2 separate regions of the Mus musculus genome follow, and region 2 is linked to region 1. Evidence: chromatin contacts called from ENCODE Hi-C or POLR2A ChIA-PET data. All regions are on one chromosome and are shown on one strand. Each heading gives the region's core, a stretch centred on a gene start or an enhancer-like site at or near the end of the contact. The rest is flanking DNA. Distances are from core to core; before and after follow the strand shown.

Region 1 (6,583 bases), core at 2,284-4,783:
TCCTGGTGGCTTGCTCAGTCTGCTTTTTTATAGAATCCAGGGCCACCAGCCTAGGGATGGTCCCACTCAATAGTGAGTGCATCCTTTCCCATGGATCACCAATTAAAAATCTGTTGTACAGGTACGCCTACAGCCTGATCTTATAAAGACTTTTTCTCAGGTGAGGATCCCTCTTCTTCCATGACTCTAGTTTGTGTTAAGTTAACATAAAACCAGCCAGCATAAATCCCTAGCACCCACATAAAAGCTAGACTCAGTCACGGGCATCTGTAATCTGAACATTATAAGCTAGGGAGCTCACTGGTCAGCAAGTCTAGCCAAAATGGTAAGCTCCAAGTTCAGCCAAGAGCCCACCCTCAAAGAATAAGGTAGAACTGGGCTGGCCAGATGGCACAGCAGGTAGAAATGCTTGTGAGCAAGCCTGTACACTCGAGTTCCGTTCCCAGATCCCACAGCAGGGAGAACGAACTTTTGAAAGTTGTTCTTTGACTTCTACAAGTGCACCATGACAAGTGTGTGCCACAATCATACACCCATATCACATACATATGCACACGGTAATAACAGATAAAATTACACTTTAAAATAAAATGGAGGGGGCTGGAGAGATGGCTCAGCAGTTAAGAGCACTGACTGCTCTTCCAGAGATCCTGAGTTCAATTCCCAGCAAACACATCGTGGCTCACAACCATCTTTAAAGGGATCCAATGCCCTCTTCTGGTGTGTCTGAAGACAGCTAGAGTGTAACTTACATAAAATAAATAAATAATTTTTAAAATTTAAAAAAAAAAAAACAAACGGAGGGACTGGAGAGAAAACCAGCGTTGTGCAGAGGATACAAGTTCAGTTTCTAGCATGCAGGTCAGGTGGCTCACAACCCTCTGTAACTACAGCTCTAGAGGATCCAGATACCTTCTAGCCTCCTTGGGTACCGCACACAAGTGCACATACCCACACAGAGACACACAACTACATTTTTTTAAAAAAATCTTAAAAACTTAAATACTTATTTAAATAAGATAATACAAATGAAATAAGGTTTAAAAAACTTTAAAACTTAAAATAAAAATTTTAAAATAATGTGGAAAGGGTCTCTTTATATAGCCCTGGCTGTGCTAGAACACTCTCTTTAGACCAGGCTGACCCTGAATTCATAGGGATCCTCCTGCCTCTGTCTCCCCAATGCTGGCATCAAAGGCAAATGCACCATGGGATAGCATCATCTACATTCAGGCTGGATACTCACACTTTGGTTAACTCAGTCTAAAAACTCCCTTTCAGATGTGCCCAGAGATTTTTTTTTTTCCTTTTAGGTGATTTTAGACCCTGTAGAGATGACAATATTAACCATAATATTCCCCTAAGTTGTTTCTATCCAGTATGTGGAGGGGCACAAGTGTGATACAGAGTACACGTGGGCATTGAACACAGGCTGCAGACTTCGTTTGATAGATATGGCTTCTATAAACACATGTGTTTGAATGCCTGGCCCATAAGGAGTGACACTGTTAGGAGGTGTGGCCTTATTGTAGGAAATGTGTCACTGGGTCGGTAGGCTTTGTGGAGTCACTCAAGCTGTGCTCAGTGTGACACAGTCTTTTCCTTGTTGCCTGCAGAACAAGATGTAGAACTCTCAGCTCCTGCTCCAGCACCGCGTCTGCCTGCACACTGCCATGTTTCCTGCCATGATGATAATGGACTGAACCTCTGAACCTGTAAGCTGGCCCCATTAAATGTTTTCCTTCTAAGAGTTGCCTTGGTCATGGTGTCTGTTCACAGCAATGGCACCCTAAGACACATGGCATGTACCATGTGTGCCCACCCTCTCATAAAATAAATAAATAAGTATAGTTAAAAATTCTTTAAAAGGCCTGGAGAGATGATGTAGTGGTTAAACACTCACCGTCTGCTCTTCAGGGAATACATGATTGGTTCCCAGCACACACATTAGGGAGTTCACAACTACCTGTATCTCTAGTTCCAGGGAATTCAATGCCCTCTTTTGGTCTGCCCAGGCAATGTGTGTGTGTGTGTGTGTGTGTGTGTGTGTGTGTGTGTGTAGTGCTCATGCAGACAATGAGGTCTACGAACATACACATAAAATAAATAATTAAATAAAAACTAAAAAAAAAAAACAGTAACAACAAGGGGAATGGCTCCTGAAGAACTATACCCAAGATAGATCTCTATACTACACACACACACACACACACACACACACACCTACACACATGCACACACACACCTACACATATGCACAGACACACCACACATACACACAGACATACCTACACACACAGACACACATGCACACACACACATACACACAGACACACATGCACAGACACACATACACACATACACACATGCACAGACACACACACAAACAAACCTACACACACACATACACATATGCACACACACACATACACACATGCACAGACACACACACAAACAAACCTACACAGACACAGACACACAAACACACATGTACACACACAGACACACATGCCCACATACACACCTACACATATGCACAGACACACATACAGACACACCTACACACACACTCTCACACACACACATCTACACACATGCACATACACACACCTACACACATACACACCTACACACATGCACGCACACACACACACACACACACACACACAGGTTCTTCAAATATAACACCCCGTTGCACTCAGGTAAATAAAGCTGATCATACAAAATCAATACTTACAAACATGAACAAACACGAAGCAGAAACAGTATGTGATCCTCCCAGTCTATCTGCCTCTCTGAGTGCTCACACCTGCGGAGAGTGTCACCCCACTCCAACACAACCACTCAGGACCCACCACTTGTTTGAGCCATAGAAAAAAGCCACAAGAACAGAGGATTGGAAAAAATTTGCATACTGAAGTAAGATATTAAAAGTGTGGAAAGCAACGGAGGCTGCAGGGGGCTTTAAAAAAATCCTCCACCCCACCCCAACGACTGCTTGCTCTGAGGTAGATTGCAGGGATCCGTATGGTGGGAGGGGAGAACCGATTTCTGCAAGTTCTCCTCTGAACTCTACACGCACATATAGACACACACAAAGTAAATAAACAAATATATACTAAAATAATATATATACAAAGCTGCGTTCTTTAACTTCTTCCTTCCTTCCTTCCTTCCTTCCTTCCTTCCTTCCTTCTTTCCTTTCCCCCCTCCCTCTCTTCTCTCTTCCTTTCTTTCTTTCTTTTTCTTTCTGAGGCAGGGTCTCATTTTGTAGACCTGGCTGTCCTGAAACTTGCTGGCCTATATAAACCAGGCTGGCCTTGAATACACAGAGTTCTACGCGCCTCTGCCTTCAAAGTCCTAGTAATACAGTCTAGGGTTCTTTATCCGGTTCGTTTTCTCTGCCAATTCACTAACTAAAAGGCAGGACAAACCTCAAGCACGACAGGTGGCAGTGGAGAAATCTCCAGTCTGCTGACAGCAGCAGAGAGAATCGGCAGTTGAGGACAGGCATTTATCTGGGGTGAGAGAAAGACTCTCTGCAAAGCAGAGAGGTTGACAATGAAGGCTGGGGGTTTAAAGTCTGAGTTTTCTTCCCTACTTTACGGTTGGTCAGTTTGAAGAAAGACAGAGTAGCTGATTGGCTCAGAACTGTTGTGTGACCGTCCTGAGCAGACCTCGGACACCTGACCCAGACCAGCAGCAGAGTCCTGCTGGCAGGAGACAAAAGCATGTAAGGCATTTGTTTTAAGCCTCCAGGCTTTTGTCTCAGCTCAGCAGGGCGAGGAAGAAGCTACCATCCTCGGAGCTTGCTATCTTTGTTACCTAGCTCTGGCCGATCTCCCTCTTGGTCTGCTTATCTGGGAGTCAGTCTAATGGATAATCTTTCACTAGGATTAAAAGTTGTGCAAATCACATGGCGCCCCACCTCCCCTTTTAAGTCAAAGAAAGAGTTACTTATTTATTTTGTTTTTTCAAGACAGGGTTTCTATGTGTAACAACCCTGGCTGTCCTGGAACTGGCTTTAAAGACCAGACTGGCCTCAAACTCACAGAGATCCACCTGCTTCCACCTCACGAATGATGGGATTAAAGAGTGTGCTACCATGCCCAGCAAGTTTTTATCTTGCACGTTTTTAATGTGTGAGAGCAGGTGTGTAGTCTCTCTGTGTGTAGGTCAGAGGATAATTTGTGGAGTCCATTCTACCTTTATGAGGTTTCTAGGGACCTGAACTCAGGTTGGCAAGTGCTTTACCCACTGAGCCATACCCCCAGTCCTATTTGGGGGGTTGGGGGACATGTAAGCCAGGCTGGCCTCAAACACACTAAAAGTGGCCTTCAGCTTCTGCTTTCCACCGCGTGAGTGCTCTGGTTACAGCCATGTCACCAGGTTTGGTTTGCTGTTTGATTGAGGTGGGGCAATGTGCTTGGGTTGGAACCCAGAGCCTCGAACATCCTGAATTTGTTCTGTGCTTCCAGTAGCCCTCCCAGCTGTCCTGTCTAATAATTTCCAACTGTGCCATGAAACAGGACCTTCCACCCACTGCCAGGGGTGTTAAACTTTTCCGCCTTTTACCAGAGCAACTTAGCCAAGTGTATCAAGCACTACAATGAAGCCAGTCAGCTATGAGCCTCTGTTGTCAAGTCTAGTGTTTGTTTTTCCTAAGAACAGGAACAGGGGAAATGGAAGAATGTTCTTACTCGTTTATTGCAATAACACATTGGAGATAATAGGAAGAAATGATTGAGGGCTTAGGGCTGTGGTTAAGTTGGTAGAGCACTTGGCCTGCAAAAAGCCTTGGGTTCCATCCCAAGTATTGACTAAAGCAGGCATGGTGCTATGATCCCAGGAGGAAGAAGCTAGAGATTCACAAGTCCAAGATCATCCTGGGCCAAATGAGACTCAAAGAGAGGTCACTCACTGCACAAGCCTGATATCTGAGTTGAATCCTCACAGCATAGTGAAAGGAGAACAAACTCCTGTAAGTTGACCTCTGACCTCATATTTGCTGCTGCACCTGAATCAATGATAGGAGGGGAGAGAGAGAGAGAGAGAGAGAGAGAGAGAGAGAGAGAGAGAGAGAGAGAGAGAGAGAGCAAATAAAAAGAAGTTGGTGGGTGTGGTGCACAGCTGTAATCCGAAGATTCCAAAGGTTGAGGCAGGAGGATCTCAAAGTTAAGGTCATCCCAGGCTTCATATTAACAACCTACCTGAAAAAGAGGAGTAGGGTGAACAGGATGAGGGGGAAGAAGAAGGAAAATCCCCACCCCAATCTCATCTATGATAGTGAAAATCTAAAAGCAACCCTGGTGGAGGAGAAGAGGTTACAAGCTCAGGGAATATTTCATCTTCAATAACAAGATTTCTCCTGACGTTCCTCCCTTGAGTCCCCTCCTCCGCAGCACACTGGAGTGAAAGGAGTTCACTGTGGCCACTCTACATGTGTCTGCTTGCTCCAGTGGAATCCGCCTGTATGGTCCCCATTCCTTTTCATGGAGCGATATACATGTGTTTTTCCATGTCAGTAAATACAGGTCTGTCTCGTTCTTTTAAAGGCCTCAGAGCTTCCTATACCCCTACACCATTGTCAACAGCCTCTGGAACTATTTCCCACACACCTCCTCCAAATTGTGTGCTCCCAGAGGATGGATTGCCGATTTAGACATTATAGGCATCATTTTTTTTTTCTTTTAGACTATCAATCAAATTGCATTTCAAAAGAAAAAAAAATCTGAGGTAGGGGATGGGGCTGAGTTGGTAAAGTGCTTGCCTCCTGTGCTCAAAGCCCTGGTTTCCATCACTAGCATAAACTAGATGTGGTAGTATCCTCAACAACCCCATTACTCAGGAGATAGAGGCAGGAGGATCAGGAACTCAAGATTATCCTAGACTATATAGGAATTTGAGGCCAGCTTGGGCAACTTGAGACCCTGTTGAAAGAAAGAAAGGAAGAGAGGGAGGGATGAGGGAAGGAGTGGGATGGGGGTGGGGAAGAGAACAAGGAAGGGGGCCTAGAGAGAGAGAGAAGGGAGAAACAAGAGGAGGTGAAGGGAAGGGATGGAATGGGATGGAGGGAAAGGATCAGAAGGAAAGAATTGGTCTTCATTGGCACTCCCAATGGAGTTTGTTATGTATTTGCCACACAAGAATGAGAAACTGAATTCAGTTCCCAACACCTACCCAAAACTCTGGGCATTGTACCATGCATTTGTAATTCTAGGTCTGGTGAAGCAGACACAGGTGGAGATCCTGATAGTTCCCTGGCCAGCCAAACAAGCCTAGCAAAGCAAGCCCTAGGTTGCAGTAAGAGGCCTTATCTCATAAACGAAGGTGCTAGTTGGGGACTGAGGAACTGGCTTGTCTGGAAAAGTGCTTGTGGTGCAAACATAACAACCTGAGTTCAATCGACAGCAACTATGTAAAATGTGATGGCATGTGCTCGTAACTCTTTCCTGTGGTGGTTGGTGGGAGCAGAGATGTGAGGACCCTGAGGCTCACTAGCCAATCAGTTTAACCAAATTGATGCACTCTAGACTCATTGAGAGATCTCAAAGAGATAAGGTGGGTGAGGTTAGAGAGATGA
Region 2 (6,583 bases), core at 2,277-4,776, 110 kb before region 1:
CTACCTTCCTAGTGCTGGGATAAGACAATTTGTACCCACTTTATGTGGCATAAGGAATCAAACCCACGGCACTCTACAAACTGGGCTATAGCACTGGCAGTCTGCCAGGTCCCGGTCCCTCTTAACCTCATATCCCCGCCCTCACCTCTCCAGACTGCAGGTTCCAACAATAATTCTGTAAGTGCCCTATCTCCCCGATACATCCAAGCCTCCAACCTTAACTGAAAGCCAGAAGCCAAGTCGGCCATTGCCCACTTCCTTACTCTCCATCTATGCCTGACAAGCTTGCCTTCAGACTCCCTTAGTCTGGGACTCAGGACCAGGATCAGGATCTGGGCAGATCTGACGCCCCTACACAAGACACAACACAAGCTTGGGAACAGGATCTGCTCGTCCTTTATCTCCTGTGGGGTCAGCGTCCCTCCAGGGCCCGATCTCGGGCAATCACAGCCTCTTCAAATTTGATCATGAGTGTGGTCCCCTTGTGCCAGTGCGCCGTAACCTTGGCAGGGAAGCCGCTGTGCGTGAGCACAGCCTCCACGATGCCCGCTGTGAAGCTGGCACAGTTCAGTGTGCTGTTCTCCTTGGGCACGGAGATGTAGGTGTTAATGAGCGGCTCCCTCTCGATGATGTAGAAAGTGCGGGCGTCATCATTGGCCTGCTCCAGCTTGTCCGCCTCCTTGCCGAACAGTGCCTTCCACACCGCACCCTTGACGAAGAGCAATGCGCCCAGCACCTTAGTCTCACGCCGGGCACCCTTCTCACGGGCCACCAGGGCATCTAGGACTCGGGCGCCCACCTGTCGGCCCAGGGCAGCCAAGCGTGCTTGAAGCTCGGCCACAGAGAAAACGCGGCTCTGACAGTGCTGCACCAGCTCGGAGAAGAGAAGGGCAAAGGCGCTCAGGCTCACCTCGGTGCGGGGCCGCACCAGTGCGCGCTCTAGCAGCGCCGACTTCCCGCGTGTGAAACGCGCCTCCATGATGCAGTCCTGCAGGGAGACCAGAAGTCAGGGCAATGGGTGGATGAGGCCTGGCACCACGGAGAACCAGGATACCTATACAACCCATCTGGACTAGCGCTGAGAACTTTAGTGCCAAACAGACCAGAAGGGAAGCGGACATTAAACTGCTGGTAAAACACACCCCATAACATTTAGCAAGCAAAGCACAAATACTAGAGTGAGAGCTTTATAATCTTGCCTGTCAAAGGGGAAACGAAGAGGACTAGAGAAGAGGGCTCGGCAGGTCAAAGCACATACTGTTCTTGCAAAGCACGTTAAGTCAGTTCCCAGCACCCACTCCACATGGCTCACAACCACTTGTAACTCCAGTTCCAGGAAGAATCAATGCCTCTGGTCCCTGCCCTGCACCACACGCACAAACCCATACTCAGACACACATGCATATAAATAAAAACAATTAAAATTAAAAAGAAATCTTTCAAGGGAAATAAAAGGGAGTGATAGAAACTACCCCAAAGTTGGAGACTCAAGAGATTTCTTATTCATGAAAAGCACTTGCGGGTAAGGCTCAGTCGGTACAGTGCACTCCGAGCATACATCAGTAATCCCCGAACTCAGGAGGTGAAGGCAGAGGCAAGAGGATCTGGAGTCTGAGGTCATCCTCTGCTACATAGGGAATTTGAGACCAACCTAGGCTACATGAGACCCTTTCTTACTGAAAGGAAAAAAAAAAAAAAAAAAAAAGCTGGAGCGAAAGAAGATCATTTGTTGCTCTTATAGAGAGACCGAGTTTGAATTCCAGCACCCACATGGTGACTCACAACAACCTGTAACTAGATCTAGTAGATCCTCTAACCACTTAGGGCACCAGGCACACACACATTACACATACATATATGCAGGCTGAACACACATACACATAAAATCAAGCTCAAACAAATAAGAAGTCTTCCCAAAGAACTATCAGTGGAACTGGCAAGATGGCTCAGAAGGTAAAGACACTTGCCTGATAAGCCCCATTTGATCCCAGAACCCACAGAGTACAAGGAGAGAACTCACTCTCAAAAGTTGCCCTTTACCCCCATGCACACTCACAAATACACACATGTGCACACAAACATGCAATGAATAAATTTTTTAAATGTAAATAAATAAATCTAAAAAAAATTTTAATGTAATTTTTAAGAAGCTGGCATGTGGCAGGGGAATGGTTAAAACTTAAGGTGCCACACATGATGAATGCACACCTTTAATCCCAGCACTCAGGAAGCAGAGGCATCTCTGTGAGACTGAGGACAGCCAGAGCTGTTACACAGAGAAACTGTCTCAAAAAAATTTAATTAGTCAATCAATCAATCAAAAAGGTGGAATACAGAGAGGCCACAAAACTGGAGGAGCACACCTGCAGCCCCAGCACTCCAGAGACTGAGGCAGTAAGATGGCAGAAAGTGGCCAGCCCGGGTGAGTTCCAGGACTGCCTAGAGCACAGTGAGACCCTGTGCAATGGTTCGTCTTCACGACCTAGATTTAGAATCACCATGAAAACACGTCTCTGGATTTCCAGAGGGAAGACCCAGTATGAATACAGGCATCACCACCCTAAGGTAAAAAGAAGGAAGTGATCTTGGCGCCAGCATTCGACTGTGGATGCAATGCCAGCGGCCTCATGCTCCTGAAACCATGTGTCAATAGCCGAATAAACAGACCTTTCCTTCTTCTGGTTGCTTTTGTCGGGTATATATGACCACAACAAGAAGGAGAAAAGCACTAATACACTCTGTCTTTAAAGCGGGGGCGGGACATTGGTGAATGGAGAGGGGACAAAGGACAGTCAATTATGTTTTCCCTAGCCGGCATGTGCTCCAGCTCTGACTACCCTAGAGACCTTCCTGCCCAACCCCTCCAGGAAAGCTAGAAAAGTATGTGACAGTAAGGGACACCGGTGAGCCAAGGCCAAGCCAGGAGGGGGTGCAAAAAATTCCCAACCCTGTAACATGAGGTTGGGGAGCGGCGGAAGTGTCTATTTGTCATGAAGGAAGCCGTTTCCACGGTGACCCTTAACTCTAAAAGAGATCCCGTCGGAACTCATACTCCCACAAAGTCTCTAGAAAACTGCACGGATGATGGGGACACTAGTGGAGGAGGCAGGAGGAAGCGGTGAGAGCCTCTGGGCCTCCCGTGCCGGCAGCCGGGAGTCACAACAGTGAATGGAGACCACCAGGTGAAGCCTTCATGGCTTCTGGAGAATGGATTGGAGCCGACAACCCTCCCCTACAAAGCATGTCCCACGGGCCAGGTCTTGGGAGATTAGGATGGACCGTCCGGCTCCCCAGCTGGGGAAAGGAACCGTGCAGAATGCTCGACTGGGCTGCTCTAGGACGCCCGGCCGGGACCGCGGAACCCGCATCACCCCCAGGGGAAACCCAAAGCAGACTGACCCGGGAACGCTGCTCCGGACGCACAGAAAAAAAGACGAGGCCCGAGCGCGCCGGAGAAGGTTCTCGGGCGGGGAAAGGTCTCAACCGGAACTGTGCTGCGGGCGGGTCAGCGGAACTCCTTGATGGCGTCGTAAAAGGCCTGTGAGTGCGCAGGCGTGCGCGGGCTAGCTCGTTTGCGCACGGAGGGCGGGGCAATGCGGTGACCGAGAGGGGCCGCAAGGGGGCGCCCGTGTCCAAGCCCCGCGGCGCAGAACGCTGGTGGGCACTGGGCTATGAGATCTTGCTATAAAAGCTGGCTTTTGAGCAAGAGTGTAGTATGCAAAGTATTCTATCCCAGGAGCACGTGCATGCCCTCGGGCACGTATCTTCTTAAGTATGTAAGTACGTGAACTGTAGACGTGATGTATTTACACGCAATTTCCCCTGACACGTGATTTTTTTTTTACCAGTGGGTGAAGGAGAACGCTTGATCTGGGGGTGTTTTTCCATCTTTCACAGATGGTGTAGCTGCAGTGTTTTAGAAGTAGTAGTAGTTTTACCTGCGGAGGCGTCTGACCATCCTTATCCTCCCTTTGTGTGTCAGTGTGTCTCATGTGCCCAACACTCCTGTGTGCAGAGACCAGAGGTTGACACTGAGTCTATCTCTATTGCTCTGGAACTTATTTTAAGACAGGGTCTAACTACTGGACCTGGGGTAACCATTTCTGCTAGCTGTCAAGCATCTCAGAAAATCCTTCTGTCTGCCCCACAAACACCTCACTGGCTGGCAGTTCTGGGGTTACAGGTGTGACCAACACACCCAGCAATTTTTTTTTTTTAATGTAGGTACTCAGGATCAAACTCAGATCTTTACAATTGTACTTTATCTATTAAGACACCTCCCCAGCCCCTTAATTTTTTGTGCTGTATATTGGTTGGTTGGTGGTTGTTTGAAACAGTCTTGCTATGTAGACCAAGATGACAACAAAATTAAGGTGATATATGTGCCCAGAGCTTCCCGTGTTTAGCTGATCTTTTTAAGAGGAAACACAAGCGGCAGAAAGAATGTAGGTCATTTTCTCCTGGAGTCTATTCATATCTCCAACCTGCATAAGTCAGGTGCAGGTTTAATTATGTCTTTTACAATGCTGCAGATGAAACCCAGGGCCTCACAATGGCTAGGCAAGTGCTTTACAGATGAACCATGCCACTGCCCCATATGCTTAATTTAAAAATTCATAGCATTGACTGAGACAGATGCAGATACTTACACCCAACCATTGGACTGAAGTCGGGGACCCCTATGTTTGAATTAGGGGAAGGATTGAAGAAGCTGAAGGGGAGAGCATGACCCCACAGGAAGACATTCTTACTCTCTCTGACTCTCTTCCCTCCCTGACCCCTTTCTCCCTCTCTCCTCATCCCCCTCCCCCTCTCTCCACAGGTTCCTGGCTGGCCTCTCCTCTTCTCTCCGCCTCTCTCTCTCTCTCTCTCTCTCTCTCTCTCTCTCTCTCTCTCTCCTCCCTTCCCAATCAGTCAGGGAGCCTGCGTGGGTCAGACATAGATCCTCTGACTACATATTATGTTTTGTAGCTTGATCTTCCTGTAGGATTCCTAACAGTGGGAGCAGGGGCTATCTCTGACTCTTTAGCATGCTTTTGGGACTCTTTTTCTCCTATTGAGTTGCCTTGTCCAGGCTAAATATAAGAGGATGTACCTAGTCTCATTGCAACTTGATTGGCTGAGATCCCTGGGAGGCCTGCCCTTTTCTGAAGGAGTGGATCTGGGGGAGAGGGATGGTGAAAGGGAGGGAGCTGGAGGAGAGGAGGGAGGCGGGGCTGCTATCAGGGCGTGATATCTGAGAGAAGAATTAAAAGAACTATGAGAAGAAATGAAAACAATGTGGGGCTTTCTAGCTAAAGAATTCAAAATTTTAAAAATAAACGAATAAATACCAGCATTCAATAGGCAGAGGCAAGTGGCTCTCTATGAGTTTAAGGACAACCTGGTCTCCACAGGGAGGTCCACACCAGCCATGTCTACATAATGAGATCCTGTCTCAGAAAAGAAAAGGAGAAGAAAGAGGAGGGGGCTATGTGCCTGTGGAGGCCAGAAGACAACCTTGAATGTTCAGACCAGGCTGACATCGAACTCACACCCTGCCTTCCTCTGCTGCCTGAGTGCTGGGATGAAAGGCGTGCACCACCACACCTGGTGTTGGCTTCATTTTGAAATATGGTCTCTTTCTGGGTCTTGGAGCGCCCTAATTCAACTGAGATGGCAGACCATGAGCCTCAGAGTTCCCCTCCCCTGTCTTTGTCTCCTCAGCTCTGGGATTACGGTTGTGCGCCTATATGTCTGGCCTTACATGTGGGTTTTGGGAATTGAAGCAAGACCCTAATCCTTGTGCAGCAAGCACTTTACAGACGAGGTCATCCCCTGGCCCAAAATACTATTTTTTAAATGCTTTAGTACATTTTAGTGCTGGAGAGATGGCTCAGTGGTTCATCCCTTTACTATATAGAGACTACCCATAAGTTCTGTGACTCTAGTGAACCCTGACTACTACAATAAAGAAATGTTAATAATGGGTATTGATTTTTAATTTTCCTTATGTCTCTTGTCTTTGCTATTACCACTTCTTCCTAGTGTTAAAAAACCAAGTGTGTATTTTCAAAATAGATACAGCTCAGCTCATACTGCCCGCGCTTGAAGAACACAAAAGCTGCTACTGGACAGCATGAGTGGAGAAATTTATCTTTTTCTCTCTCTCAATGAGAGGCTAGGCAAAGTGGTGCACACCTTTAATCTCAGCAAGAAGCAGGCAGAGACAGGTGGATCTCTGTGAGTTTAAGACCAGCCTAGTCTACATAGCAAGCTCCATAGCAACCAAGGTCATATAGCGAGACCCTGCCATAAACAAAACAACACAGGGGGAGGGAGGGAGGGAGGGAGAGAGAGAGGGAGAGAGAGAGAGAGAGAGAGAGAGAGAGAGAGAGAGAGAGAGAGAGAGCTGTTACAGTGACTCAGGCCTGTAGGTAGTCTCAGCATTTAGGAAGCTAAAGCAGAATGGGTTTTGAGTTCAAAGCCAGCCAAGGTTATAGAGTAAGACCCTGTCTCAAAAGAACCAATGACAGAAAAAAAAGTGACAGAGAAAAGAAGACACTGGAACGCCATGGATAAGATTGCTTGACTCCCAAAAAGG

Evidence for each region. A loop is a pair of places that touch in the nucleus more often than their neighbours do. ChIA-PET counts read pairs that join two places held with the same protein, here RNA polymerase II (POLR2A).
Region 2: a map of left cerebral cortex shows a loop between it and region 1 (2.4-fold over the local background). The contact joins the promoter of Trappc5 here to the promoter of Rps23rg1 in region 1. A Hi-C loop is called at or near these places in 24 of 37 maps with a recorded cell type or tissue (CH12.LX, Patski, adrenal gland and 7 more). POLR2A ChIA-PET finds 5 or more read pairs at or near these places in 3 of 5 experiments (Patski and embryonic stem cell).

Annotation. Positions count from the first base shown.
Region 1 is chr8:3,564,948-3,571,530 of GRCm38, reverse strand. It overlaps Rps23rg1 (ribosomal protein S23, retrogene 1), which reads right to left and starts at 3,533. Exons shown (of 6, transcript NM_001024728.2): 1 at 3,435-3,533.
Region 2 is chr8:3,673,420-3,680,002 of GRCm38, reverse strand. Trappc5 (trafficking protein particle complex 5) reads right to left here and starts at 3,526. Exons shown (of 2, transcript NM_025701.4): 1 at 3,400-3,526; 2 at 1-988. The coding sequence starts at 979. The coding sequence ends at 413. It overlaps Gm45231 (a long non-coding RNA gene), which reads left to right and starts at 3,604. Exons shown (of 2, transcript XR_870093.2): 1 at 3,604-3,776; 2 at 5,397-5,983.